2 separate regions of the Homo sapiens genome follow, and region 2 is linked to region 1. A link is an interaction called in ENCODE POLR2A ChIA-PET data of the cell type or tissue named here. Cell type or tissue: PC-9. All regions are shown on one strand. Links, peaks and the distances in the headings refer to the core of each region. The heading gives the core; the rest is flanking DNA.

Evidence for each region. Peaks named below come from ENCODE experiments on the same cell type or tissue, not always from the same donor. Only the 100,000 strongest peaks of a DNase experiment are listed, where the experiment ranks them.
Region 2: POLR2A ChIA-PET joins it to region 1 with 6 read pairs; 4 of 35 experiments call an interaction of 5 or more read pairs at or near these places.

Annotation. Positions count from the first base shown.
Region 1 is chr10:100,917,560-100,933,573 of GRCh38, forward strand. SLF2 (SMC5/6 complex localization factor 2) reads left to right here. Exons shown (of 20, transcript NM_018121.4): 4 at 825-882; 5 at 6,416-7,413; 6 at 8,390-8,460; 7 at 11,758-11,880; 8 at 12,271-12,438; 9 at 13,417-13,519. Among named protein-coding and RNA genes, the nearest start is that of SLF2, 13 kb to the left of the region's middle. In PC-9, for the core only: no CTCF peak of the experiment used is centred there; a DNase peak (open chromatin) is centred at 6,182; H3K27ac peaks cover 1,376 bases.
Region 2 is chr10:100,844,920-100,860,933 of GRCh38, forward strand. No RefSeq gene overlaps it. Among named protein-coding and RNA genes, the nearest start is that of SLF2, 60 kb to the right of the region's middle. RefSeq lists an enhancer at 2,112-3,311. In PC-9, for the core only: no CTCF peak of the experiment used is centred there; no DNase peak of the experiment used is centred there; H3K27me3 peaks cover 5,856 bases.

The DNA of each region.
Region 1 (16,014 bases), core at 2,904-10,903:
TTTTTTTAAGGCAAGTATAGTCTTACTTATTTATGTGTAGACAGTCTTGCTCTGTTGCTCATGCTGGAGTGCTATGGCGTGATCATGTCTCATTGCAGTCTCAAACTCCTGGGCTCAAATGATGCTCTCACCTCAGCTTCCCAAGTAGTCGAGACTCCAGGTACCTGCCACCATATTTGACTAATTTTTGTATTTTTTTGTAGAGACAGGTCTCCCTATACTGCCCAGGCTGGCCTTGAACCCCTGGCCTCAAGCGATCCTCCTGCTTCCTGTACTTTGGGAGGCCTAGGTGGAAGGATTGCTTGAGCTCAGGAGTTTGAGACCAGCCAGAGCCACATATCGAGACCTTGGCTCTACTACAAATAAATAAATAAATAAATAACCAGTCATGGTGGCATGTGCCTGTTCTCCTAGCTACTTAGGAGGCTAAGGTGGGAGGCTCGCTTGAGCCCAGGAGATCAAGGTTGCAGTGAGTTTGATCACACCATTGCACTCCAGCCTGGGTGACAGAGCGAGACCTTGTCTCAAAAATACAGTGTTCTAATATAATATTCTTGAATTATTGATATAAACGTAAATCAGCATTTTGAAAACTGACTTCATTTTTATGATATTTTTACATGTTTATGATACAAATGCCCTTAATTTTTATGACAAAAACCTTAAGATCTTTAAATATTTTATTATAGACATTAGGATTTACCTCCAAATATGGGTGCTTGCCTTATTCAATCTAGAAATCTGTGTTTAAATGTTAGGAAGAATGCCTTCACATTCTTTACTGTCCCCAACACTTAATTAATTTTATCTCATTGTGCTCATAGGAAAATGGACATCTCTCAAGAAAAAGATCCTCTTCTGATTCATGGGAACCTACTTCAGGTAGAATCAAAATTAAATTTATGGATTTCTAAATAAATTTCCATTTTAATGGCACTGCTTTTTAAAATAAATTTGTTTAAATATGCAGTTCCCTTCTTGGGGATGAATTAAGTGTCTCATATTAATTAAGAGTTTGGTAAGATCATATTAAAAAAGACTAGTCCCTGAATCTAGTACTTATAATTTGGGTTTGTTTTTGAGACAGGGTCTTACTCTGTCACCCAGGCTGGGATGCAGTGGCATGATCACGACTCAACTGCAAGCCTTGACCTCCTGGCCTCGAATGATTCTCCCACCTCAGCTTCCTGAGTAGCTGGGACTACAGATGTGGGCAACTATGCCTGGTTAATTTCTTGTATTTTTGTAGAGACGAGGTTTCGCCACGTTGCCCAGGCTGGTCTCAAACTCCTGAGCTCATGAGCCACCACACCTGACCTAGTGCATATAATTTGTAATCTGTCTTGAATCTCTGCCCTCTTCAGGAGTTCCTAACAGTATGTTTCTCATACTGGTATTCAGTGTTTCCTTCTGAATCCTTGGCTACATCAGGAAACATAATCTTTTTTTTTTTTTTTTTTTTTTTTTTTTTGAGACAGAGTCTCGCTCTGTCGCCCAGGCTGGAGTGCAGTGGTGTAATTTGGCTCATTGCAAGCTCCGCCTCCCGGGTTCACACCATTCTCCTGCCTCAGCCTCCCAAATATCTGGGACTACAGGCGCCCACCACCATGCCCGACTAATTTTTTGTATTTTTAGTGGAGACGGGGTTTCACCACGTTAGCCAGGATGGTCTCGATCTCCTGACCTCGTGATCTGCCCACCTCGGCCTCCCAAAGTGCTGGGATTACAGGCATGAGCCACTGCACCGGGCCCCCAGGAAACATAATCTTATTATCTTGGAATTGTAGACTGAGTTGTTGGTATTATGTTGAAGATGCTTTGTATAGGGTTGAGACTGTTACCATGATAAAAAGCAGTGTTCTCTAATATTTCAAATCCAAGGATCCCTTTTTAATATTAAATTTCAAGGATATCTACATGACATTAGTTTGTACTTTTAGCATTTATTGATTGAAAAAAATATAAAATAACAAATCTGTTAATTCAGTACATTTTATCTTTTTTTAAAACTAGAAAATAGAAGATTAAAAAGGCAAACACTGCAGAAGTTTGCAACAAGAAATGAAAGGTCTCCACAACTAACAACAGTTAATAGTCTAGTGTATCCGATTTTTTTCCTGATGTGACTATACATTTTGAAAAACAAATTCCCACATTCAGTAAGATACATTGGACACGATAATAATAGCTGGCTTTCATTGAGTACTTACTGTGTGCTATGCCATTTTATGTGCTTCTAATTCGTTTGAACCTCATAACTTTATATGATAGTGGTTTACTTTTAGAGATGGAAAAGCCAAAGTACAGAGAGTCAGTTCTAATTCCTCCTTCAGGTTTCATCTACTTCATTTTATTTATATTTTAGAGGTGCATTGCATTTTGACCAAGAACTCTCAACTGGTAAAATCAATCTTCAGCCAAGGCTGAAACCATATTTTACCATTATAGAAGGAACTTCTAGGATACAGGAATAAATCTAAAGTTTTGTGTGTTTTTTGTTTATTTAATTTTTATAATGTTGCTGATTTTATGACCAAATTTTAGTGAATTTTGACATTATTGTAGAAGAACAGGAATTTCTCAGCCAGGAGATTGCTTCTGCACTCACTGTATTGCACATTTTTAATACTAAATACATGATCACCTTGCACCAAAGTTAATGGAAGAACAAAATATTATTTTATATAAGGGGCTGCTGCTGGTGGTGTGGCTACCACATTATTCCTTTTCTTTTTTCTCTGACTTAAGATTTGAAAAAATCTTTTCATTTCCTGGATTTGCAAATTTCATTCATGGTGGCTAAAGTAGTTTCATTTATATAATCCCACCTAGCAAAGTTTTTGAGTACTGCTTGGAAAAGATGCTTTCTACATATTTTCAGAGGCTGACTTATGATGGTTGCCGTCACTTATATTTTTATTACCAATATTTTTGCATGTGTTTCATAATCACTAATAATTATAGCATTATACTCTTAATAAATATACATTTATACTTCAATTGACTAACATCAACAGAATTTCAACATGTAAAGGACAAGGGGATATTTCAATCTAGATAGCATGAAGAATGCTTATTGTGTCTGATAGCAAAATTATTAAAAATCTAAGCCAGGCGCAGTGGTTCATGCCTGTAATCCCAGCACTTTGGGAGGCCAAGGCAGATGGATCACCTGAGGTCAGGAGTTCGAGACCAGCCTGGCCAACATGGTGAGACCTCGTCTCTACTAAAATTACAAAAATTAGCTGGGCATGGTGCCCAAGCCTGTAATCCCAGCTACTCAGGAGGCCAAGGCAGGAAAATTGCTTGAACCTGGAAGGTGGAGGTTGCAGTGAGCTGAGATGGTGCCACTGCACTCCAGCCTGGGTGTCAGAGCAGGACTCAATCTCGAAAAAAATAAATAAATAAAAATAAAAATCCAAATGATATGTCTTGTTCATCTTGTTAATACACTTAATCAATTGTCATGGTAATGTACATAATCACGCAATCATTAATCACATACAAGTTCAGGGATTTCAGAAGTAATGTTAGACTAGGCATTTAGCCCTTTGGTCTTCTAGAGCCCTGTCTTTTGGCTGAATTGTGAGGGGAAATTTAATCCATTGCTAGTACATTTCGTAACTGATTAATAACCAATCACCTATTAATGGCCTTTGGATTTTTCCTTTTTCTTGAGATGGAGTCTCACTGTCTCCTAGGCTGGAGTGCAGTGGTGAGATTGTAGCTCACTTGCAGCACTGAACTCCTGGGCTGAAGCAATCCTCCTGCCTCAGCCTCCCAAAGTGCTGGGATTACGGGCGTGAGCCACCATGCCCAGCCTCCTTTTTTTCTTTTTACAAACTCAATCTCTCTCTTATATGAATATTTTATGTATTAGTATATTTGAAATATTTGAAAAACTGTAAAACAAATATTCTCTACAGGCTGACAAAGGATACAAAAAGAATTATGAACATTTTGCAATTAATCACCTGACCTGAAGAGCTTGCTAAAGGGGATCCTACCTGCAGTACCAATTCACTTTTCTCTAATTCTAGATGATGAAACCCCTTAATAAGCTGACTTATCCTAAACATCTTCCACAAACAGTGTTTGTCTCCTCCTGGATCAACCCTGAATAATGCCTGAGCAAAGCAGGAATTTCTCCTCATTTCTAGCTATATTTAAATTATCTGACTTCTCTAGAAAAATGGAACAAAACTCAAACTGGCAGCTCTGTAGCTCATTTTTTGTAATCCCATACTTAAAAGTAAGATAATGAGCCAAATCTTCTCTTTTGTTTAGTCATTTAATTTCTCATCCTGTTACCCCTGTCCTTTTTGTAAGACATTTAACCCCAGAAAACTGAATAGGATGGAATGATTTCCTCAGGTAATGGGAGATATCTGTAAAAGAGCAGAGATAAGGGCATTTGTTAATTAGTTAATTTAATTTTTATAAATTGAATTTTTCAGATTATATATTGATCAAGCTATCCAAATAATAATTGCCTCTCAAGTTTGGTTTTGGCGGGTTTATTTTATTTTATTTACTCATTTTGATTCAAGGTCTTACTCTGGTGCCCAGGCTGGAGTGCAATGGCACAATTACAGCTCACTGTAGCCTCACGGGGCTCAAGCAGTCCTCCCACCTGAGCCTCCAAGTAGGTGGGACTACAGGCACATGCCACTGCACCCGGCTAATTTTTGTATTTTTTGTAGAGACTATTTCACCATGTTGCCTAGGCTGGTCTCAAACTCCTGAGCCCAAGTGATCCTCCCAAAGTGCTGGGATTACAGGCATGAGCCACTAGACATGGCCAAAAGATAAGAAATTTTCTAACTAGAGAAGGGATTGACGGGGTTGTACTTTTCGCAGAGGCAGGGTTTCACCTGAGCTCACGAACTCCCACCTTGGCCTCCCAAAGTTGTGGTATTACAGGCATGAGCCACTGTGCCCAGCCATTTTAGGTTTTTAAAGCAACTCTTGGGGAATGGAGACATCTGTCCATGTGCAGAAAATTTGATTTAGGGAAATCTGGTTTGGGGAATACTGATTGCACAAATAGTGAATTTTTTGTGTTTTTTTTTGTTGTTGTTTTGTTTTTTTGAGTTGAAGTCTTGCTTTGGTACCTAGGCTGGTCTTGAACTCCTGGGCTCAAGTTATCTTCCCACCTCAGCCTCCTGAGTAGCTGGGACTATATAGGCACACACCACTGCACCAGGTTAAAGTGAATTTTTTTTTTTTTTTTTGAAACGGAGTCTTGCTCTGTTGCCCAGACTGGCGTGCAGTGGTGCCGTCTTGGCTCAGTGCAACCACCACCTCCCAGGTTCAAGCGATTCTCCTGTCTTGGCCTCCCAAGTAGCTGGGAGTACAGGCACGCACCACCATGCCTGGCTAATTTTTGTATTTTCAGTAGAGACAGGGTTTCACCATGTTGGCCAGGCTGGTCTCAAACTCCTGACCTCAAGTGATCTGCCCACTCCGGCCTCCCAAAATGCTGGGATTACAGGTGTGACCCACCGCACTCAGCCCACAATATGAATTTTTAAAAACTGGTTCATTCAAATGTATGTGGTTATTAAAGTACTTCTGGATGGGGCTATAATAAATATAGCTTATATTAGTTTCCTAGGGCTGCCATAACAAAGTGCCAAAACCAGGGTGGCTTAAAACAACAGGAATTATTGTTTCACAGTTCTGGAAGCTAGAAGTTTGAAATCAGGATATCAATAGGGCCGTAATGTCTCTGGCAACTCTAGGGGAGAATACTTCCTTACCTCGTCTAGCTTCTGGTGTTTGCCTGCAATCTTTGGCATTTCTTGACTTACAGCTGCATCACTCCAGTCACATAGCATCTTTTCCTTGTGTATTTTCACCTTGTATTCCCTCTGTGCATGTCTGTCTTTGTCTCCAAAGACAAAGACACCTTTTGTAAGTACACCAGTCATACTGCATTGGGACACAGCGTGATTTTTTTTTTTTTAATGAGAAATTAACATTTATCTGCCTTCAAGTGTTTATCCTATACGTGTTTTAAGGTACTATACATTTAAATGTAGAAGTGTTACATTTCTGCAACCAGGTAGTCCTAGGTCTAAAAGAATTTCCAGAAGTACCTATGGCATCCTTAACTTGGTACAAATATGCAGTTGTTTGTTTTAGGGAGTGGCATCTTTAATTCTGTTAAGGTGGTAAACTTTTCATAGCTTTGGAATGAAAATGAGCATTTGTCATTAGCTTTAAATTTCTTGGACACCAGTATTTATCCAGTTGATAAGTAACTCTTTTTCTGCATTCCATATATGGTGACTAATCTCAGCCTTAATACTTAGAATTTTAAACCTTTCATTAGGGTGTTCTAGACACTGAATAAACTTTACTAAAGTTGGAAAGTATATTTTTCACTAATCTAACAAAAATTAAATTTTAGCAGGCTCTAAGCAGAATAAATTCCCTGAAAAAAGAAAAAGGAACTCTGTGGACTCAGATCTGAAAAGCACAAGAGAATCTATGATACCAAAAGCAAGAGAGTCCTTCCTTGAGAAGCGTCCTGATGGACCACATCAGAAAGAAAAATTTATAAAACATATTGCACTGAAGACACCTGGTGATGTGTTGCGCTTAGAAGATATATCCAAGGAACCGAGTGATGAAACTGATGGCTCTTCTGCAGGCTTGGCACCTTCAAATTCTGGCAATTCTGGCCACCATTCTACCAGGAATAGTGACCAAATCCAAGTGGCAGGTACCAAGGAGACTAAGATGCAGAAACCCCACTTACCTTTATCTCAGGAAAAGTCTGCAATTAAAAAAGCTAGCAACCTTCAGAAAAATAAAACCGCTAGCTCCACGACAAAGGAGAAGGAGACAAAACTACCTTTACTTTCCCGTGTTCCAAGTGCTGGTTCCTCTCTAGTACCATTAAATGCTAAAAATTGTGCTCTTCCAGTTTCTAAAAAAGATAAAGAGCGTTCCTCATCTAAAGAATGTTCTGGGCATTCTACAGAATCCACCAAACACAAGGAACACAAAGCAAAGACTAATAAGGCCGATTCTAATGTATCTTCAGGGAAAATTTCTGGGGGACCTTTGCGCTCAGAATATGGCACTCCTACAAAGTCTCCCCCTGCTGCTTTGGAAGTTGTGCCATGTATCCCAAGCCCTGCAGCACCTTCAGATAAAGCCCCTTCAGAAGGAGAGAGTTCAGGAAATTCCAATGCAGGTAGCAGTGCACTGAAAAGAAAACTAAGGGGTGATTTTGATAGTGATGAAGAAAGTTTAGGTTACAACCTAGACAGTGATGAGGAAGAGGAAACATTAAAGTCACTGGAAGAAATAATGGCTTTGAACTTCAATCAGACTCCTGCAGCTACAGGAAAGCCTCCTGCTCTTTCCAAGGGGCTTAGATCTCAGTCATCAGACTATACAGTAAGTAGTTCTGTGACGTTTATCTTTACTTGAAGAGGGAAAGATGATTAATTAGTGAAAGGGGTGGATTATCGGAACTTACTTTAAAATTTAGTATTTATTATAACTCATATTTGTACTGAAAATGGAATAATTCTTGTTTGGTAAATGAGTTTCCATATCTTTAGTTTTATTACTGTAAGTCAGTGGTCTCCAAACTCTTTTGATCACACACACTTAACAATTTTTGAGCATGTACCCCAACATATATGTATACCTTTAGATTATATATATGTACCACTGTAATACTGTGTACTTTCTAAAGCATATGCAAAAACAGAATTTAAAAGGAAGAAGAAGAGAAAAATAAGTATTTTCCTGTAGAAGTGACGTAGAAGTTACTATAGACTAAGTTCTACTGGAGTCTCTATAGAAGTTCCATATAAATAGAAGTTCTATTATTTTCTTCCTGCACCCCAATGGATCACCTTGCACACCCCCTGCTTTGGAGACCACATCTGTAAATGAAGGTAGAGTGTAGAAATGTTGTTGATTGTGGTGTGCAATTTTATTTATAAAGTGCTTCATTCTATCTTGGGAATAAGCTGAATTAAATTCTAAGATGTCTGTAAAATTTGGTGGGGAAGGTGTTAATATTCCATGGTAACACCTAAAAATTAGTAGTTTGATTCTACTAAAATAGAATTTAAAAGTAAAGACAGGGTAGCCACAGAGTCCTTGAGTGTTTGCAGTCACATCTCAAAGTTAGCAGGGTTTTATAAGTACTGCCTTTCCTAATAGGTAGTAAAATCAAATTGTCTGCAGTGCAAAATACTAGATTTAAAGCATGATGGTGAAAATTATCCTTTAAGAAAGGTGTTATCCTGGCCCAGATTATTGAAATAGAAAATAGTCTTTCGTACCCTTAATTACTTAAAACATCCCAGTTCTTCTACTAAGACATGTGGTAAAGTATTTCTAAATGTTCTTGTTTTAGGGACATGTTCATCCTGGAACTTACACAAATACCTTAGAACGTCTAGTGAAGGAAATGGAAGACACACAAAGGTTTGTTAGCATAAAGATTAATTTGCTAAATTTAACATTTTGCTTGTTTGTGTGGCTTACTTTTAATTTACCTTTTTTAAAAAATCATGAGAAATTAGCGTGCATTTTGGACTCTGTTGTCAACTGTGTTAGAATAAGATATGTTGGCCGGACGCAGTGGCTCATGCCTGTAATCACAACACTTTGGGAGACCCAGGCAAGATTACTTGAGCCCAGGAGTTCAAGGCTGCGGTGAGTCGTGATGGCGCCACTTCACTGCAGCCTGGGTGGCAGAGTGAGACCCAGTCTCAAATGAAAAAAAGAGGCCAGGTGTGATGGCTCATGCCTGTAATCCAGTACTTTAGGAGGCCAAAGCAGGCAAATCTCTTGAGCCCAGGAGTTTGAGACTAGCCTGGGCAACATGGTGAAACCCCATCTCTACAAAAAATACAAAAATTAGCCAGTCATGGTGCCACATACCTATGGTCCCAGCTACTCAACAGGCTGAGGTTGGGAGGATCACCTGAGCCCAAGGAGGTCAAGGCTGTAGTGAGCTGTGATTGAGCCACTGCACTCCAATCTGGGTGACAGAATAAGACCCCGTCTCAAAAAAAAAAAAAGTGGGGGGCCAGGCGCAGTGGCTCACGCCTGTAATCCCAGCACTTTGGGAGGCCGAGGCAGGTGGATCATGAGGTCAGGAGATCGAGACCATGCTGGCTAACATGGTGAAACCCCATCTCTACTAAAAAATAAAAAAAAAAATTAGCTGGGTGTCGTGGCGGGCGCTTGTAGTCCCAGCTCCTGGGGAGGCTGAGGCAGGAGAATGGCGTGAACCCGGAAGTCGGAGGTGGCAGTGAGCCGAGATTGCGCCACTGCACTCTAGCCTGGGCAACAGAGCAAGACTCCATCTCAAAAAAAAAAAAAAGGGAATAAGATGGGTTCTCTTGTTCATAGACTGGATCAAAAGATCCAGGTTTTTATAGTATACTGCACTAACTAATAATATAAATTCCTTTCTGTTTATTACAACTAGTATCTGATAGCTGAAATTCTAGATCGAAAGCATGGGTAGAATTTTTTGTGTTTTTTTAATGGAAAATACATATAAAATTTACCATTTTAACCATTTTTACATGTACAGTTCAGTGGCATTAAGTAAATTTATATGTTGTGCAACCATTATCACCATCTAGCTACAGAACTTTTTCATCTTTCCAAACTGAAACTCCATACCCTTTAAACAATAACTCCCCATTTTCCTCTTCCTCCCACCCTCAGCAACTACCCTTCTACTTTGTCTCTATGAAATTGACTGTGTTTTAGTTATCTCATGTAAGTGGTATTATATTTGTCCTTTTACGACTGTTTATTTCATTCAGGGCAGTGTCTTCAGAGTTCATTCATATAGTAGCATGTGTCAGAATTTCCGTTCTTTATAAAGCTGATTATTCCATTGTATTATGTATATAACACATTTTCTTTAGTCATCTGTCAGTGGACCTTTGGATTGCTTCCACTTTTTGGCTACTGTGAATAATGCTGCTATGAACATGGGTATACAAATATCTCTTCAAGTCTCTCCTTTAGATTCTGTTGGGCATATACACGTAAGTGGACTTACTGGATTATATGGTAATTCCGTTTAATTTTTTGAGGAACCGCCACACTGTTTTCCACAATGGCTGCACCATTGCACATTTGCACCAACAATTAATAAGGGTTCCAGTTTCTCCACATCTTTGCCAACACATTATTTTATCTTTGTTTTTTGTTTGTTTTGATAATAGCCATCCTAACAGTAAAGTGGTATCTCCTTATTGTTTGGTTTGCCTTCCCTAATGACTAATGATGTTAACATATTTTCATGTGCTTATTGGCCATTTGTTATACAAATGGAGAAATGTCTTTTCAGATTCTTTGCCTGTTTTTAATTGGCTTGTTTGGTGGGTGGGGCGGTTCACACAGGTAGAATTTTCTGAAATATTTCTATCAAGTTACTCTTTTGAGGAAAAAGTTTAGAATTATGATGAACACCCCCCCCCCCCCCCACACACACACACACACACACACGAGAGAGAGACAGAGAGAGAGAGAGAGAGAGAGAGAAAAGTTGAGGATCATAATGATCTTAATGAAATTTATGTGACTAATTATGGACAGGTTTTGCTAATAAGAGGGGAAAAATATATTCCTTGTTAATTCAAGGAGTGTCCTTGAACCTAGCCTGGAGAACTTCACTAACAGCTCAGCTGACTTGATTACATGGAAGTTGGTATGTGCTACATATCTCAAACTTGATAACCAAGTAGCTAACTTTAGGAATTTTTCAGATGATTAGTAGTTCAAAAGCTTCCCCCTTTCTGAATTTAATTAGAGAACTTGTCTGTATTTAAAATTCTTTAAATATTTCATGAATTCTTGTGATCTGTGATATGAAATCTGAAGTTCCTCCTTTAAAATTGAGCACTTCACAAATGAAAGACAGTAGTACTAGTTTAATTGAATGATTGACCCTTTTCTATAATGATAGAACAGTACATTTACTAGTTATTTACTCCTCAGCTGTACTTATCCACTGTTTGTGGCTGGGGTAAGGACCTTGTTTAAAATAACTTAATCTTGGAGAGGCAGTATAAGCAAGGACTCTAGAGCTAGACTCTCTCGCTATGAATCCCACATCCTTGCATTACAAGCTCTTGCAAGTTACTTTGCTTTTCTAATGTTGGTTTTCTTATCTATAAAATGCGTTATAAACTACTACATGGAGTTGTTGTAAGGGTTAAAAGAGTTAATATATAAAGCCCTTAGTGCAGTGCCTGTCACATATTAAGTGCTCGGTAAATGTTAGGTGTTGTGATGATGATGACAGTGACAACTACTGCTGCTAGAAAGCCTAGTTAACTTATCAGGTTGTTGGGCATCTAGAACCCAGTGAACTTTAAAGAGTAGAGAGGATAATCAAATTAGTGATGTTTATTCTTTGCCATTTTTCCTTTCCCATTCTGTGAGTGGTTTGGACAGATCATTCTTGAAGTTCTAGCTTTATGGAAATCCTCAAGTCTTTTATGCAGTGGAACACTATTCTAATGCCACACTGGTAACTGGGTAAAAGCCTAGCACCTGAAATATATCTGTTTTCATGAAAATTGTACGTCGTGATGTATTTGGGAGACATAATTTGACCGATAGTATAACAAAATTTGTTATATACCAGGGTACTTAATAAGGGTTTTCTTTGTGCTGCTTTTAGATATAAACTAAAGACTTTTTAAAAATATTTTTAGAGTAAACTGTTATAACATTCTTTCCAATTCTCAGGCTAGATGAACTGCAGAAGCAACTACAAGAAGACATAAGGCAAGGCCGAGGCATTAAATCCCCAATCAGAATTGGAGAAGAAGACAGTACAGATGATGAGGATGGCCTCTTAGAAGAGCACAAGTATAGCATTTTTCATAATGTATTTTACCTTATTAAAGTTTTTACATTTTTTAGTTTTGTTTTTGTAAAATAAATGGGCCATTGATGGCTGTTAGTGAATAATTTATGATAGGTTTCTGTCTGTAATGGGTTTGAAAGGCAAATGTTAGGGCCAGGTTTCATCTTTTATCTTTTCTCCTGGTTATTGTTTCTTTTCACATAGACACATTTAGTGGCTTTTGACTAACAACTACAAAAAGTGGAAGAAGCAAAGCATACTTTTCTCATGCTAGTCTTCTAATTTGGGATTAACATTGGCTTAAAAAATGGTTTTCTTTGCACCCAGCTTTTAAATACAAAACTATATGTAGTGTAACAATTTGGTATTGATTGACTTTTTTTATGTTTCAGGGAATTTCTAAAGAAATTTTCAGTTACAATTGATGCTATTCCTGATCATCATCCAGGTGAAGAAATATTTAATTTCCTCAATTCTGGAAAAATTTTCAATCAGTATACCTTGGATTTAAGAGACTCTGGTTTTATTGGACAAAGTGCTGTAGAAAAACTTATTCTTAAGTAAGTAGAAAAATAGACATTTTACTTTTATATGTATAAAAAATTACTCTAAAACACTTCTGACTCACGTAATCTTCTAAAAGGTTAATTTCTATTATGACCTATTAAGTTTCCTAATCCTCTTATTACTATTGATCTTTATGTTTTCTTCTTTAATTATAGGAAGCAGTGTAGGATAGTTGTTTGACACATCTCATGCCTTTATTAATTATGATTAAGATCAGTGTATAATAACAGTGATTGTCAAAATAATAGTGGTTTAAACAAGAAGTATATTTGAAAGAAGTATAAAAGCAGGAAGTCCAGGGCTGGAGTGCCAGTTTTACCATATAATCTTTCTTCTCCACCATTCTTAGCACCTAGCTTCGGGTGCTGTTCTAGCTCCAGCCTTTAGTTCAAATTCCCAGAAATTCCACACAGCATTCCCACACACTAAGTTAGTTGAATAGAAAACTTAGTCAATATGACCACACTTGGCCACAAGGGAAGCCAGAGAGTGATGTTTATTTCAGGCAGCCAGTGTTTGCAGCTACAGATCAGGGTTCAGTTACCAAGAAGAAAGGCAAAAATAGATGCTGGGATGTGCAACTAGTAATCTCCACCACAGTGCCCAAACTGATCTAATTTCTCTCAGTGCATGATATCTCAGCTCTAGAGAGATCACATCAGTTCTGCTGCCAATTTTTTAAAGTACTTCCCCAGTCTGAGACTTGATAGGCTCTTTCTCAACACTACCAGCAAATGTAGCTTTGTCTGCCAGTTAAATGTGGAGCCTAGCCAACAGATTGGATCAGCTTTAGGCCATCAATTAAATTTATTTTATGAGTAACTCATCCATATTGGTATAGAGTCCACCTCTATGGACTGAAGACAGTTTGCTTGCTCATTTCTCTGATTATGTCAGATGTGTTGGTGGTGATAGTAGAAGTATTTTGCCATGAAGTTAATAGCCATGTTGATTTTACTTTATTTTTTCAGATCGGGAAAAACAGATCAGATTTTTTTGACAACACAAGGTTTCCTTACGTCTGCTTATCACTATGTCCAGTGTCCTGTCCCTGTGTTAAAGTGGCTGTTTCGGGTAAGAGGAATGTTTAGAGGGTTATAGTTGCCTCCTACTATATTTCTAAGTCAAAAGCTTTTAAACATAATTTTATTTGCACATTACTGCAGAAAAAATTAATGTAGCACATCCATGATGTCAGTGGCTTAGAATGTAGCAAAAAGAGTCAATATAAAGAGATTATGAAGAAAGGGATAATGTAGATAGTTGTACAGGACAGTCAGTGTTAGTTGTGCCTGAACCCTTCACCACAGTGATAAATCACTATTATAGTTAGTTTTAGAAGGGATCTTCTAATGCTTACATACCTAAATTTCTTTTTAACCTTTTTTCATGTTTATGGTGGTACCTATATACATTTTCAGAATTTTAATTGTATGCTAATATTTCCCCATTCGTATATATGGTTTTTTTTTTGGATGCAAATCCAACCAAGTGTTTCTTTTCCCCATTCATATTTAACGCTTAAATCCACTTAAATAATTATCTTAAATTTAAGATATGATAATTCCAGAAAGTTAACTCAATTGGTAACTTTTTAAATATCAGTGGTATCATTGATGCTTATGTATGGAGTTCTGGTGTTACTCTAGATACTTCGGACCTTCATGCAGATAAATGTAGAAGTTTCTTACTCTTGACATTTGTATCAGCCAGGAGTGGTGGCTCATGCCTGCAATCCCAGCACTTTGGGAGGCCGAGGCAGGTGGATCATGAGGTCAGGAGCTGGAGATCAGCCTAGCCAACATGGTGAAACCCTGTCTCTACTAAAAATACAAAAATTAGCCAGGTGTGGTGGTGGGCACTTGTAATCCCAGCTACTCAGGAGGCTGAGGCTGGAGAATTGCTTGAACCCAGGAGGTGGAGTTTACAGTGAGCCAAGATTGCTCCATTGTACTGCAGCCTGGGGGACAGAGTGAGACTCTGTCTCAAAAAAAAAAAAGACATTTATATGGGAGGGCATGGATGGGGCTTTTTCCAGTATAAAAGCTTCTGTATCAACAAGTACTATAGTAACTACTCAGTTAGATTGGAATTATGCTTCTTTCAAAGACGAGAACGATTATGAATGACAAGTTATTCTTCGCAGTGGCTCATGCCTGTAATTCTAGCACTTTGGGATACCAAGGCAGGAGGATTACTTGAGACCAGGAGTTTGAGATCAGCCTGGGCAACATAGCAAGACCACATCTGTTTAAAAAAAAAAAAATTATTCTCAGGTTACTGAGTGTTCCACTTTAATAAAATCCTAAATGTGTGAAAAATATACATTCAGGAAAAAGGAATCGTAGTATAAAAGAGTCCTTTATAATATGTGAGTATTGGCCCCAGAAATCCTATAACAAAAAGGAAAAAAGTATCAATGGTGTCAGAGAACTACAGCTATTATATATAAAGTGAAAAGTGGGAAAAACATGGAGTTTCTACTCTGGGTTTTATGATAGCATTTCAAGAAATCTCGTATTTGGTGAGAACTGGAGAGATATTCCAGTACAGACTTTCGTTCATTGTTTTATATAGTTGGCATTTTGAGTGCCAGCTGTGCCAGGCACTGGAGAGAACAGCAATGAAAAAATCAGTGTCTCTGATCTCATGAAGCCCACATGCTAATGTAGAGGAGACAAACAATAAGTGTGTGTGTGTGTGTGTGTGTGTGTGTGCGCGCGCGCGCGCGCGCACATTTGTAAATGTATTGTGTCAGATGATAAGTGCTATGAAGAAAACGTAGGGTAAGGTAGATACAGAGAGTACCGGGGTGAGAGAGAAAGTTTGCTTTTTTAAAGTGTAAAGTAGTTGAAGGTCTTGCGGTTAAGGTAAGATCCAAGTAAAGGAGTAGCTTGTCAATGTCACTCCTAAAGTGTTCCCTCACTGCCTCCACTAAAGATACGTGGACACATGCTCCAGATAAGGTCTGTCTTACCAGCAGTTTTCAGTGAGACTCTTGCCCATCTGAAGAAACCTACAAATTTCTACTTATTATAGTTCAAAACTAATCATGCCACTGTACTCCAGCCTGGGGAACAGAGAAAGACCCCATATCAAAAAAACAAACAAAAAATTTCCTTTACTGTTATGCCAGGGCTTCATTATTCTCTAATTGTGTATATCATTTCTTAAACCTCCAAGTAAGACTTTGCATTTATCTATGTTAATTTGCCTCTTGTTGATGTGGGCCCATTGTTATAGCCATTCAAACCCTAATTATGACATACAAGCATACCTTCATTTAAGCAGTTTTTTAATACATTTCATATTTATTTTCTGAAAACCAGACTAATCATTCATTAAACACTTTCCCTGTGTAAGACACTGTCTCATTTCTCCTTTTTTGATTCCAAGTCCGTTTTCATCGTGGGAGGCTTTACCAACTTGTAAGTAGTTTTTAGAAATTATGTCAATTCATTTTAATGCTATACTCCTAACCAGTATTTTGTAAGTTTAATGTTAAAATGTAATTAAAATCCTTGCATTTTTGTGATTTTATCATGAGTGTCTAAATGTAGTAGACCAGA
Region 2 (16,014 bases), core at 5,331-13,330, 70 kb before region 1:
TTTCTGAGTCAAATGGTAGTTCTACTTTTAGTTCTTTAAGGAATCTCCACACTGTTTTCCATAGTGGTTGTACTAGTTTACGTTCCCACCAACAGTGTAGAAGTGTTCCCTTTTCACCTTATCCATGCCAACATCTATTTTTTAAATTTTTTTTATTATGGCCATTCTTGTGGAAGTAAGGTGGTATCATATAGTGGTTTTGATTTGCATTTCCTTGATCATTAGTGATGTTGAGCATTTTTTTCATGTTTTTTGGCCATTTGAAAAGTTACACATGGATTTTCAACTACATCATGGGTCCGCACTCCAGCCCCTGCAGTGTTCAATGGTCAACTGTATATAACTTTTTTTTTTTTGAGGCAGGGTCACAATCATGGCTCACTGAAGCCTTAACCTCATGGGTTCAAGTGTTCTTCTTGCCTCATCCTCCCAAGTAGCTGGGACTACAGCGACACACCACCACGCCTGGCTAAGTTTTTGATTTTTTGTAGAGATGAGGTCTTGCTATATTGCCCAGGCTGGTCTCAAACTCTTGGGCTCAACCCATCCTCCCGCCTCAGCCTCCCAAAGTACTGGGATTACAGGTGTGAGCTACCACTCGCAGCCAACTATATTTAACTTTTATTTATTTATTTTTATTTTATTTTTATTTTTTATATATTTTTTTTGGAGACAGAGTTTCACTCTGTTATCCAGGCTGGAGTGCAGTGCTGCCATCTTGGCTCACTGCAACCCACCTTCCAGGTTCAAGAGATTCTCCTGCCTCAGCCTCCTGAGTAGCTGGGTACAGGAGCCCGCCACAATGCCTGGCTAATTTTTTTTGTATTTTTAGTAGAGACAGGGTTTCGCCATGTTAGCCAGGCTGGTCTCAAACTCCTGACCTCAGGTGATCTGACCTCGGCCTCCCAAAGTGCTGGGATTACAGGCATGAGCCACCACGCCTGGCCTATATTTAACTTTTAATGAAAAATTCAAACATACACAAAAGTGAGAAAATAGTACAATGAACTCTCATATTCTAATCCCTCAGAATTAGCAATTTATCAAAATTTTGCCACACTTGCTTCATGTAAGTACATTACTTTAAATTTTTTAGAAAATTTTTTAAAATTTTAGAAATATACACAATAAATTAATAATATGGCTACCTCTGAAACATATGACTGATATAGAGATGGGAGAGGTGAGGAAAAGAGCTTTTTTCCTTTTTAAACAGTTTTATTTTTATTTTTATCTTACAAACTTATGCCATGCGCTGCTCTAAACACTTTACACTCATTTAATCCTCATAGCAAATCGATGAAGTGTGTGCTAGTTTTATTCTTATTTGATAGAAGAGAGCTGTTTATCATTTGAATTTTTTTCAGTGAGCAGATATTCCTTTTTAAATATTTATTTATGTGTTTGTTTTAGAGACAGGGTCTCCGTCTGTTGCCCAAGATTCACTGTAACCTCAAACTCCTGTGTTTAAGGGATTCTCCCACTTTAGTCTCCCAAGTAGCTGGGACTACAGGCAGGGGCCACCATGCCTGGCCAATTTTAATTTTTTTTTTTTTTTAGAGATGGGGGTCTCACTATGTTGCCCAGGTTGGTATTGAACTCCTCTCTTCAAGTGATCCTCCAGTCTTGACCTGTAAATAATAATTTTTTAAAAGATAATGGACTATAAAAACAAGTTTCCTGACTCATATATAATACATAATAACTCTTTGGTTATTTCTTCTCCAGTATATAAAGTCCCAGTCCCAAAGATGCCTCCAAGGTAGAATGATGCATTCTCGTTATTAATAACACTTTCACTCCCAATCTGTCCCAGTTTAGGTAATAACTTGAATGACCACCCTACTTTAAGGCTTGTGTTTAGGGCTGGACGCAGTGGTGCACGTCTGTAATCCCAGCACTTTGGGAGGCCAAGGTGAGTGGATCACTTGAGGTCAGGAGTTTGAGACCAGCCTGGCCAACATGGCAAAACCCCATCTCTACTAAAAATACAAAAATTAGCCAGGTTTGATGGCCAAGGTGGGCGGATCACGAGGTCAAGAGTTCAGACCAGCCTGACCAATATGGTGAAACCCTCCTCTACTAAAAATACAAAAATTAGCTGGACGTTGTGGCACACACCTGTAGTCCCAGCTACTCAGGAGGCTGAGGCAGGAGAATCACTTGAACCTGGAAGGCAGAGGTTGCAGTGAGCCAAGATCGTGCCACTGCTCTCCAGCCTGGGCAACAGAGTGAGACTCCGTCTCAAAAACAAAACAAAACAAAACAAAACAAAACAAAACAAAAAACAAGACTTTGTGTTTAGATCCTTCACCATAGGGATTGTCCTCCTCTGGACTTTGTTCTTAGGGGTCCCCAGGCCTGAACCTAGCAAACTATGGGGCCCGGTGGGAACACTGACCTTTCTTCTTCCAGGCTTCCTGCATCTACCGAGGCAGCCTGGGAGTCAACAGGCTCCTGGTAGTGCCACACAATTGACTCACAATGAATTCGCTGTCAGATAAACTTTGTCTTTTTCACGTGATTCATTTCTAAGCCGAGACTCCTGGGCCCACATTTGCACTTCTGATCTTTTTAACCTGCCTGCAGGACTCTACATCCATGCTCTCCAAATGTCATTTGCTCATGTTGGGTCATCATTCCAGCCTGCCAAGATCATTTTGAACCTCAATTCTGTCACCCAATCTATTAGTAAGCCTGTTCCTCTTTGTGTCATCTGAAGGTGTGATGAGCTGGACACCTACATCTTCATTTGAGTCACTGATAGAAACATCGCGTGGCCAGGGCTGAGTCACAGGCTCAGAGACGTCATGCTGGCAAGACAGAAAACCTGTCATCACGTCTCTTTGGGTAGAGTGAGTCTCCAGCTATGAATCTTCCAAGCAGGGCCATCATGCAGCCCACATTTTCCCATCACATACACAAGAATACAATGATAAGCTGCTTTATGCCCTGTTGTAAGTATAAAAACAGTGCCTTCTGCATTCCCCTAACCTCTTCATTCTGTATCCTTATCAACAAAAGAAGCATGATATGCTGTCCTTTGGTATGTGTTTGTAGAGACCTCATGCTGGCTTCTGCCAAACATCATTCTCCTTGCTAAGCATTGCCAGACCTCATATATAATAATCATTTCTAGAATTTTGCCAGGAATCAGCATTAATTTGGACACTCTTTAATTTCCATATCCAAAGCCTACTCCTTGCTGGCTATGATGGCAGTATTCGTCCAACTCCACCCCGTAGCACCCCTCCTAATTTCCAGGATCCCCTGAAGTCACTGACAGCAGATTCCTGATTACATATCATCTTGACACCTATCTGAACCTTTTTACAGTAGACTACTCTGCTGCCATTAACAATATTGGTATGGATTGTAGAGCTATATTCACTGACATGAAAAAGTGTCCACCATACCTTGTTAAGTGAAAAATAAAGTTTACAAAGCAATATGATTTTATAATTCCATTTTTGTAAAAAAACAAAAACAAAAACAAAAAACCTTCATTATGTACACATAAAAATAAAGTCCAGAAGTCTACATACCAAAATATTAACAGCGGTAATATGGGTGGAAGAATTACAGGTGATGTTTTTTTCGCACATCTGAATTTTCCAGTTCTTCTTCAATTAGCATTCATAACTCATGTAATGAAGGAAAACAGCTTTTTTTTAAAAAAGTCAAGGTTGACTTCCCAGACTCTGGTAAATCAGAGCTATCTTAGAGCACAAATAACATTCCTCCACATGCTTCTCTCTTCTCCCTGAGAATTTCATTCTCCCGTAATATAAGGAGGAGGGAGGGGAGAGAAAAAGAGGATGGGGCTGCCATTTGTAGGCACAATGCCAAGCCATGGGCAGGGGTTTTATCTCCATCACTGCATTTAATCCTCACAACTGAGAGGAGTAAATTTTACCAATAATATCGACTCTTCCAGAAAGTTGGGTGATGAAGGGAAAGGAGACCATGAGATCCTGGACTGGGGAGAGACAAGGTCAAAGGAAGGTGAGGTGAAGCTAACCCATTTTACAGATGAAAACACTGAGTTTCTAAAATGACAATCAATCACGCAGCTAGTAAATAAAGCTAAATTCAAACCCAGGTCTGCCTGACCCTAAAGCCTTCCTCCTTTTATGACACCACAGCAGCCATCACACCTGCAGTCCCCATAGCATCCAATTTTAAAGATTTTTGGTTTTTCCTTCCCTGACATACCATTATCAACTTGCAGTTTAAAGCTCTTTTAATCAGGCAGCAGATCTCTTCTTAAAACTTCTCTGATCACCCCTGCACAGAACTTAAAGCAAATCCTCATTTTTAATCTTCACAACCATCTTCTTGTTTTGTTTTCTCTTTTTTTTCTTTTTTGAGACAGGGTCTCGCTCTGTCACTTAGGCTGGAGCGCAGTGGTGCAGTCACAGCTTACTGCAGCTTCGATCTCTTGGGCTCAAGTGATTCTCCAGCCCCAGCCCCCCAAGTAGCTGGGACTACAGGCGCAACCACAGCTGACAAATTTTTTAGATTTTGTGTAGAGATGGGATTTCGCCATGTTGCCCAGCTGGTCCCAAACTCCTAGGCTCAAGCGATCCTCCTGGTGTGGCCACCCAAAGTGCTGGGATTACAGGTGTGAGCCACCACTTGAGGCCTTCAGAACCATCTTTAAGCTCACAGCTCAAACGCCTTCTTCACCTTTCCCTCCGGAAGCATGAACTCCAAAACCAGAAAAAATGAAACATCATTTCCGACACATCCTATTGTACCCAAATTTCTTCCGTGTCTTTACCTAGTGCCTCAAAGCTCTGCAGACAGCATATAGAAGGATGAATGGGTGTGGACAGAGTTCAGCCAGACCTCAGAGACAAACCATAGAAGGTCCTGGGAGTCATTGCTGAGAAGCAGCCTAGAACTCCCTCAGTTCCCAGTATTACATTCTTTTCTGCTTAATATAGAATGGGTGTCTGTTTCCTGTGACTGAACTCTTAATGAGAAGTAATAATAGTAATAACTTCTCCCTTTTTAATTCTATAAACCTGATGCTATATAACAGGTTAAATATCTATCATCCCATCTAATTTGCATGGCAATCACATAAATTCGGTATTATTTTCCCAATTTACGTGTGAAGAAACCAAGGATTGGAGAGGTTGCCCAAGAGTTCATCGTCGGTAAATGGCTGAGCCTTGACTCAAATGAGGGTTTGCAAACTCCAGAGCTTGTGCTCCTAACCACTGTGCATCCCGCCGCTCATGTGGTTCCTTGTGGAAGGGAGGAACCTACGTAATGGATAACATCCTCAGCAGACTTTGTGGAAGATATAGAGATTTTTTTCTTTTCTTTACTTTTCTTTCTTTCTTTCTTTCTTTTTTTTTTTTTTTTTTTTGAGACGGAGTTTCACTCTTGTTGTCCAGGCTGGAGTGCAATGGTGCGATCTCGGCTCACCACAACCTCTGCCTCCTGGATTCAAGAGATTCTCCTGCCTCAGTCTCCCAAGTAGCTGGGATTACAGGCATGTGCCACTACGCCCGGCTAATTTTGTATTTTTAGTAGAGACAGGGTTTCTCCATGTTGGTCAGGCTGTCCCGACCTCAGGTGATCCACCCGCCTTGGCCTCCCAAAGTGCTGGGATTACAGACTTGAGCCACCGCGCCCAGCCTCAGAGGTGTTTTATAAACCATTAAGTCATACTTTATAATGACTCTGCTTCAACTATTCTCTTCTCTCTCTCCACTGTCCCTTCCCCACCTCTACACCTCCAAGTGTGCACATGTGCTCACCTTACCATCCCTTGACCCCCACAGTCCAGGACCCCATAGGACCCTTTCCCTTCCTCACCACACTTTCTGGAAGAGTAGCCCACACTTGTTACTTTCCTTCCCACCTCTAGCCCCATTCCCGTTGTCACCTGGCTTCTGCCTCCACCACCCCAGGGAAGCTGCTTTAGCTAAGATCTTTATGTCCTCCTGCTGCACATCTCATGGCTCTCTGGGGCCTCATCCTGTGTGACATCCCTGCAGCATGTCACGCAGCTGCCCACTCCACTGTCTTGAAACTCTCTCTCCACTTGGCTTCCTGACAACACTCTCCCCTGACTTTCTTCCATCCTCTCTGCTGGTGATTCTCTGTCTTGATCATTGACTCCTCTAACTCCACCTGACCCTCAAATGCTGGTGCTTTCCAGGGTTCTGCCCTCAGCCTTCAGCCCAACCCTCTCCTTCAGGCCCCAGACTCCTTCCTACAGCTGCAACAGCCCACTTACATGCAAGCAGACAACTGCCCAGGCTGTTGTCTTTAGCTCAGATCACTCTCCCACAGTTTAGACTCACATTTCCATCTGCCTAGCTGACACCTCCACCTGGAAGTTCTCCTGAAAACTTTAATTCAGTGTGTCTAAAAACTAAACAGTACAACATGCCCCCTGTAGACAGAGATCCACACACGTGTGGGCAGTAGGGTTACAGGCGATGCTGTGTTTTGCATGTCTCAATCTAGCTTTTCCTCAATTAACATTGATAACCCATATAATAAGGGGAGACAACTTTTCATTTTAATTTATTTATGCATGTATTTTAGAGACAAGATCTTGCTATGTTGCCCAGGCTGGTCTCAAACTCCTAGACTCGTGTGATCCTTCCACCTAAACCTCATGAGTGGCTGGGACAACAGGCATTCACAACCACACCCAGCTAAGGAAACAGCTTTTAATAAAAAGTCAAGGTTGGCTTTACAGTATCTTCGTAATTGTACAGAGATACTTTGGAGCACAAATAACATTCCTCATGCTCCCTCTCTTTCTCCCTGAGAGTTTCAGTCCACATAAGGAAGAGGGAGGGGGCAAAGAGGGTGAGACTATCATTCCTAGGCACAATGCCAAGCCACGTGCTAGGGGCTTCCTCCATCATTTATTTTATTTTATTTTTAAATTTTTATTTTATTGTTTTTTTTTTTTTTTTTTTTTAGAAATGGGGTCTCGTCATGTTGCCCAGGCTGGTCCTGAACTCCTGGCCTCAAGTCTTCCTCCTGCCTTGGCCTTCCAAAGTGCTGGGATTACAGGCGTAAGCCACCACATCCAGTCGCCGTCCATCTAGTTATATTTCATCCTTATAACTGAGGGGGGTTAGATATTATTTGCCCCATTTTACAGATGAAAACCCGAAGCTCTGAAATGATAAGCAATCACCTCCAATCATGCAGCTAATAAATAACTAAAGCAAAATGCAAATCCAGGTCTTCCTGACCCCAAAGTTCACACACACACACACACACACACACACCACATTTCTCTCTTGAAGTACCTCAGTACTTGCTTAAAAATTTCCACCAAATCTCCCTCTCCTCTTCATCACTTCCTGTCAAAGCCTGATGTGAGAGAACAGAAGGCAAGCACTGGGGCTGTCACACGCACAGACATTCCTAGTCACTCCATGAGAACACAACTGCCATCCTCATTTCTCTAGAGGAGCCAATTATTCTCTCAATGACCCTGTACTCTGTACCTTCTTTTTTTTTTTTTTTTTTTTGAGAAGGAGTCTCACTCTGTTGCCCAGGCTGGGGTGCAGTGGTGCAATCTTGGCTCACCACAACCTCCACCTACCAGATTCAAGCAATTCTCCTCCCTCAGCCTCCTGAGTAGCTGGGATTACAGGCGCCCACCACCACATCTGGCTAATTTTTGTATTTTTAGTAGAGACGAGGTTTCGCCATGTTGACCAGGCTGGTCTCGAACTCCTGACCTCTGGTGATCCACCCGCCTCGGCGTCCCAAAGTGCTGGGACTACAGGTGTGAGCCACCGTGCCAGCCTGTACTCTACCTTCTATGTCTATATCTCAGACAGAGATCGCCAGGCACTGGAGATCCTGTGGTGAACCAGGCAAATGTGGTTCTTGCCCTCATAGAGTCTACATTCTGGAAAATGCATCATTAACAATGCAAGGGCACTAAATAGAGAACATTTATGCACAGCAGTAACCAATGTAGGTTCACCAAGAACCACTAGTTAAAATGGAGAAAGGTATTGAAAAAGTAGATGAGTGTAAGCTCAAAAGGAAATTTCTAGGATTCTGATGCATGACTCCACCCTCAGCTGTTCCTAGTTCCTATTTTTGTTAATGACCTCCAGGCTCGCCAGATCATCAGAAGATGTAAAACTTGTTAAATGGCAGAGGACAAAATTAGGGCCTCACAGGCAGCTTGGAATAATGGGTCAAAACTAACATAATGAAATTTAAGGGATAAATGTCAAGTCCTGAATTTGTTTTACAAATCAATTGCCCTAGTGCACAGTGAGGGAGGCCTGGCTGCTGTGGCTCGTATGAGAAAAAGCAGGTAATTCTGATGCCCAGGAGCTTCATGTGGGTCCACAAAGCCAACTGGCTACCAGAACGCTAGGATGTAGGTGTGGGCAGTTCTGAAGGAATCCAACACAGCATGGAACACATGGTCCTTGGGCCTGCTCTGAGAAGGCCCTCCATCCACCCAGAGCCACCAGGCAGGCTGCAGGTGTCGAGAAAGACGGGCAGCATCTCTGCATCATCACATATCAGGGCTGACCACCTGGTCCCTCTCTTTCATTTACAGAGCAGCCAACTGAGGCCCAGAGAGGGGAAGGGGTGTACCTTGTGGGGTCAAAAAGTTTGCAGTAGAACTAGGGCAGCTCTCCACTATCTCGAATGAATGAATGATGTACATAGGTAAGGATAAAGTACATAGAGGGGCAGCAGATGAGATTAGGGACATCAATTTCATCTTCTTTGAGGCATCAAACAGAAATTAATGGAAGTGGTAAGTCTTCCTATTGACATGCATAGGTTCTTTGGGCTCAGTACATGGGTACATATATGTGTGCCCACACCATGCCCCACAAGGCTCTGCCTTGACCCCCACATGCTCTCCTCCCTGTCCCAGGCAGGTGCTGAAGGCATAGGAGAAGCATTGCTCAGCTCGTGCCCACCCGCTGGGTTTTCTTTCCTCTTTCCAAGATTCTTCTCCAGGAAGCCCTCCTGAATTGGGGAGTCTGTGGTGCTGCCCTCCTGCCCAGACAGAGAGCCCTGCCAGCTGCTGCAGCCCCTACCCAAAGCTCAGTGGTGGGTGGTTATCCTGAATTATCCTAAGGGGACAGGAGCCTAGAGCAAGCCCCCCATCTTGTACTGTTGCACCCTGTCCCATCATATGCTTCTGTGCCCCGGGCCCCTCAACCCCTCACCCTCACCATGGCCCTATCCTCAGATCCATGTCTCCCTCAGACCTCAGACCCCCACTTCTGTTTCCCTCCCCCAAGATTCTCTGTCATTATCTCTGGAAAGTGAAGCTTGTGCATCATCATTAATGGGCTAAACAGCAGGGTCAGCGAGGCAGGTAGCAGTAAACGCAGCAATTACGGCCGCGCCTCCATCCCAGCGCCTTCGCTCCCAATCCATCTCCCCTCATCACCAGGCGGTGCTGAGCCGGCCCTGCCTTCATTACATTAATCAGGTTAATTCCAAGTTAGAGTCCACATTCTAATCAAAAGGCAGTCAACAGGGTGGGGTGCTGGGGGAAGAGGGAAGAGCTGTCCACCCAAGAAATGGGGGGTTGACGGAGGTCCCAGGCCTAGACACCTGAGAGCCTAGCCTCCAGAGCCCCATCTTTCCAGGGGCTGCTCCCACTTTGTCTGGGCCTTGCTCCTGAGACCTCTTTTGCATCCTGGATTCAAGCCAGGGCTAAGACTCTAGATACAGAGTTAGAGGCAAGGGAGAGTCCAATTCCAATTCCCTGTCTCTCTAAACACACCAACCAGGCCGTCATGTACTGTTCACAAGGTAGTGCACTGACAATGCTAGGAGGGCACCACGTTTATATTGTAGTCTATGTGAATGATGCCCTTAGAGCTGTGCAGTGTACAACCTGCACAACAGAGCAGAGCAGCCCTGTAGGTTACCTCCTAAGAAACCAAGGTCCTGGGGAAGGTCAGAGGATACTGGAGAAGACAGAGTGGAGGCCATGGAGCCAACACTGGAACTCAACAAGCTCATTAAGATGAAACAGAGATCAAGAGAATGAGCCTCCAGCAGCAGCAGCTTCTCCATTGGCCCCAACACTCTGGCATCTCTGCAAGGTTCTGTCCTCATCCTCTGCCAGGAAATGTCATCTGCTTCCCCAGCTTCAAATATCACCATGTTGATGAGGCCCTCCCCTTCCCCCAAAATCTTTCCTACACCCTGACTTCATATTCCATTTGGATAGCTCCACATGGAAATCCCTCCAGTTGCACAAAGAACATGGATGAAATAGCTCGGAAGCTGCTCTCCCAAATTTACTTCTCTTCCCTTTCTCCATGAATTCCTCCTCCCTCTCTGGACCAAGCTAGAAATATTGAAAGTTATTAGAGAATCCTTCTTGGACCCTTTATTAGTTTCCTATAGCTTCTGTAACAAATTATTACAAACTTAGTGGCTTAAAACAACATGGGTTTATTATTTTTCAGTTCTGGAAGCTAGAAGTCTAACATGGGTCTCACTCTAAGCTCAGATCAAGGTATTGACTGGGCTGGTTCCTTCTGGAGGCTCTAGAGGAGAATCTACTACCTTGCTTTTTCCAGCTGCTAGAGGCTGCCTGCATTCTTTGGCTTGTGGCCCCTTCCTTCATCTTCAAAGCCAGCAGGATAGCATCTTCAAGTCTCTCTCTGATTCTGACCCGTCTGCCTTCTTTAACTTGTAAGGGCCAATCCTTGTGAGTATATTGGATCTCCTCAGATAATCCAGGATAAATCTCCTGGAGTTGACTGGCAACCTTAATTCCCCCTTGCTCTGTAATATAACATATCCACAGGTTCTTGGAATTAGGATATAGACCTTGATGATATAGTTAGGATGTTCCCTCCAAATCTCATATTAAAATGTGGAAGATTCCTCCAACAATCCCCAATGTTGGAGGTGGGGCCTAGTGGGAGGTGTTTGGGATGGATCCCTCATGAATGGCTTGGTGCCCTCCCCACAGTAATGAGTGAGTTCTCCCTGTATTAGTTCACGTGAGGGCTGGTTGTTTAAAAGACTGTGACATTTCTCTTGCTCCCTCTGTCACCATGTGACATGCCCATTCTGTTTGCCTTCTACCATGAGTAAGAGCTTCCTGAGACCTCACCAGAAGCTGAGCAGATGCTGGTGCCATGTTGCGCAGCCTGCAGAACTATGAGCCGAATAAACTTTTTTCTTTATAAATTATCCAGCCTCTAAACAGGTATTCCTTTATAGTAACAGAAGACAGAATAATACACTTGGGAAGCCATTATTCTGCCTGCCATAAACCCCAAATATCAGATTGATCTTCAAGTCCTGTTAATTCTATGCCTCCAAGACAGCCCTTCTATCAGTTCCTGCGTTCTTTATCTTGGATTGTCTAGACATTACAATAATCTATCTTCAACCTCTCCCTCTCCAATTACAATCATCAACTTCCAACCTTTCCCTCTCTAATCCACTTTCCAAGAGGCTGCCAGAATGAGGCAGATGCTTTTATTGTTCCTAGCATCTCTTCCTCTTGGCCCACCTCGGATTTCAGTGCAGCTAGCCCAGGAAAGGGAATGTAATGACCCTGGCAGCAACTGTCAACCAGTGGGGACCTCCTTCGAGTACCCAGTAATAGATAAGTACCCAGCTTCCTGTCCTTTAAAGGGACAATTCTGAAGTGCATTCTACGTGATTCTTCAGAGGATCTCCAAGGATCGCTTTTTGGTTGCCCATAGAGACAACAAGCTTTCTTTTTTTTTTTTTTTTGAGACAGAGTCTCACTCTGTCGCCCAGGCTGGAGTGCAGTGGCGTGATCTCGGCTCACTGCAACCTCCGCCTCCCGGGTTCACGCCATTCTCCTGCCTCAGCCTCCCTAGTAGCTGGGACTGCAGGCACCCACCACCACGCCCGGCTAATTTTTTTTTTTTTTTTTTGTATTTTTAGTAGAGACGGGGTTTCACTGTGTTAGCCAGGATGGCCTCGATCTCCTGACCTCATGATCCACCCATCTCGGCCTCCCAAAGTGCTGGGATTACAAGCGTGAGCCACTGCGCCCGGCCACAACCAGCTTTCTTCTCTGTTTCCCTCTCCCCACTCCCTCACGACTGCTCCCTGTGATCACCTTCCAAATAAACTGCCTTCACCTAAGTCCTTGTCTCAAGCTCTGATCTAGGGGAAAATCAAACTAAGACAGAGTCATATCTCTAAGATGAAAATCTGATCAAGTCATTTTCCTTATTAAAGACAGCAAACAACTCCTGCCCTCAGGTTAAAGTACTAACTTGGAGGTTGGTATTCAAAGCCCTACATAACCCTACCCACTTCTCCAATCTCATCATTTTCTGCATCCATCCACTTATCCTATTCTCCAGCCATGCGAGATTTCCCCCATAAACTCTCACATCCCCAAGCATTCACTCACATTAAGAGCTCTGAGTTCTAGATCCTGCCCATCTCTGCATGGATGTCTCATAGCAAACCTCAAGCTCAACGTGTCTAAAAATGGAACTCAACTTCTCAGCAATGTTCTCTTTTCTCTAACTTTCTCTCAGTTTTCCTTTGTTTTGTCTGACTCTTCACCATCTTTCCCATTTCTTTTTCTTTCTCCAGTCTCATATACATGACTGATCTCCAGGCTTTCGTCCTTGACCCTCCTCTTTTCTTGATCTCAACATTTTCCCTGAGTCGCCTCATCCCTTCCTAAGGCATTGTTTACAGCCTACACATGCGGACAATTCCATCTCCAGGCTGGACCTCTCACCTCTCTGCTAAGCTCCAAACCCATATTCAGCTGTCTACTGGATACCTCAACCTGGATGTCCCATAGCAACTTGAACTCTATATGTTCCAGACTGAATCATCCCTCAACTTCCTCATCCTCTAATATTCCCCTTTATGGAATCATCTACAACCTAGCTGTTCAGAAATATTCACCTCCTTTTGCCTTGTCCCCTCCCCAGATCATTCCATTGCCTTCTCCAGTCTAGCCTCCACACAACAGTCAGTGAATCAGTGCAATCTTTTGTTGTTGTTGTTGTTGTTGTTGTTGAGATGAAGTCTCACTCTGTCACCCAGGCTGCAGTGCAGTGGCATGATCTTGGCTCACTGCAACCTCCACCTCCCGGGTTCAAGCGATTCTCCTGCCTCAGCCTCCCGAGTAGCTGGGATTACAGGTGCACACCACCACACCCAGCTAATTTTTGTATTTTTAATAGAGACAGGGTTTCACCATGTTGGTCAGGCTGGTTACGAACTCCTGACCTCAAGTGATCTGCCCGCCTTGGCCTCCCAAAGTGCTGGATTACAGGCGTGAGCCACCACGCCCGGCCAACAATCTTTCTATCACATATATCTGAGAGATACCTCCAACTCAGTACCCACTGAAGGAAATCCTACGTTTCTTAGCATGTTCTAGAGTCCTTCTTCTCGGGGTCTGCCCACCTGAGCAGCCCCAGCTTCCCTTTATGTGACCCATACTGTCTGATCTGGTTGCAATGCGCTTCCTATACCACGACCCCATCAATGCCTTCTCTACTTAGAGACTTTCTTATCTTTAAAGCCACCTCTTCTTGGAGGCCTTCCAGACAGTGTTTCCAGGGCAACCCATGCAGCACAGTACTCTAACTATGATGCATATTTACCAGTCTTTCTCCTTGTTAGACTGGGAATCCTTGAGGTCAGGGACTCCATCTCAGTGTCCTTTGCCCCATAGCACTGTGCCTGCTTCTTAGCACAAGTTTATTCAGTGCTTGCTGAACAAATGGATGAATAGGTATGCAGTTTCACACAGAGCAAAATTCTTATTTATGTAATGACACACACACACAGTCACTGTGTTCATGGTTACGCAGACAGAGACAGCCATCCTCCCTCACACTGTCGTTTCAATGTATGAAGAGTCTTCAACAGTCAATCACATGCCTCCACCATCACTTACCTACGGCCACATACCAACATTCACCCACACACCCACCTCCATGTCAACCAAGGCACTCGTTGTCACGTCCCCACACACATGCACGTCACAAACTCCCACGCGGCCGCACACACAAACTCACACAGAGCCATGGATACACGGCCACACGTACAGCTCCAAACACCTCGAGGGCACACTTCATCTCCAATTGTGAGCAAATGCTGTTGGTTTTCATTAATCTGCAGGCTCTGTGTTTGCCAGTCTCTCTGGCTCCCCCTCTCCCTCTTCCCCACTCTCTCTCTTTCTGCTCCGAGGCAGGTGAGCGCATCAATTTTCTCCTCGTCTGTGGCAGTTAAATTAAATGGAATCGGCCTGGTTGCTGAAAATCAAAGGGAAGGCTGATAAAGCAATTAAATCCCTCTAATTCCTCGTCCTGAAAGGTGCAGCGGCTCTGAAGCTAATTAACTTCATAATGAAAATCCTTCTTCACCCTTTTAGGCTCTTCTCCTCGGGTCTCCTCTCCTCTCCTCTCCTTCTGGGGAGAAGCTGGTTACTGAGGAAGAGCTGGATCAGCAGCATTAAAAGTCAGAACCCTGGAGAGGTCTCGGGGGACTCCTGTGCTCCTGCGTTCAGCTCCCTCCCCTTCCCTCCTCTGCTCACCCCTTTCTCCTACACCTAGTTACCTGCCTAGCTCTCAACACCACATTTCTAACGTCCACCACCCCCGCAAACACCCCACACTACGCCAACACCAGATCCACCCCTACTACATTCAGCCCACCTCCCACCACCTACCCCAGCACCCAGCTGTTACCCCAAATGCCAAGGCTTCCTCCACCCCACATCAGCCCCCTAAAACCAACTCTGTCTCTAAAATCGGCCCTGCCCAACACATAGGCCACCTGCCCCTCGAGCTCGATCTCAACAGCAGCCTGCCTTCAGTGCACAGTTTATAATCCTGAACACCTAATACGTACCCAGAACTATGCTACGCACTGGGGTGTAAAGATGAACAAAAACAACACAAGCCCTGTCCTAAAGGATCTCCTTATCTGGAGGTAGAGAAAATAAGGCCTTCCAAAAGCGAAGCTGTCTTAGTCCATCAGGCTGCTATAAGAGAATACCAGAAACTGGGTGGCATATAAACAACAGAAATTTATTTCTCCCAGCTCTGGAAGCTGGGAAGTCCAAGATCAAAGCACCAGCAGATTCCATGTCTGGTGAGGTCCCACTTCTCATAGATAGTGCCTTCTTGCTGTGTCCTCACATGGTGAAAGGGACTAGCTAGCTTTCTGGTGTCTCTTTTTATTTACTGACTTGTTTGTTTATTTTTATAGCAATACCAGCTTGAGAATGGGGTCTCCACCTCTACAACCTAATCACCTCCCAAAAACCCCACCTCCTAGTGCCACCACCTTGGGATTAGAATTTCAACACAAATTTTGGGGAGACATGAACATTTGTGCCATAACAGAAACCTATGAGAGGGGCCTGCAGTGCACTCTGGCAGACTAGGGAAGGCTCCAGATGGGAAGCACTTGGACTAGGTCATTAAGTGTTAGCTGGGGCAGGTTGGGCATGGTGGCTCACACCTGTAATCCCAACACTTTGGGAGGCCAAGGTGGGACGATTGCTTGAGTTCAGGAGTTGGAGACCAGCCTGGGCAACATAGCAAGACCTCGCCTGTACAAAAAAATTAAAAATTAGCCGAGTGTAGTGGTGCATGCCTGTAGTCCCAGATACTTGGGTGGTTGAGGCAGGAGGATCGCTTGAACCCAGGAAGTCGGGGCTGCAGTGAGCTGTGATCATACTACTGCACTCCATCTCGGGTGACAGAGCGAGACCCGTCTCAAAAAAAAAGTCAGCTGGGTTGACTGGCTGGGAGAAGGAGATGGAGTCAGGAGAAAGAGCATTTGCAAAGCTTGGAGGTGGGAGAGAGCAAGAGCTGATCAGGGATTGGGAGTTTGTTTGCAAAGGTAGCCCCTGGGCCATGTGGGAGGCTTGGCTGCAGATGAGGCTGGGTAATTGGGCAGAGGCCAGACCATGAAGGGCTTTAAAGACCATAGCAAGGAGTCTTGGTTTATTTTTCTTTTTTTAAGACAGTGTCTCATTCTGTT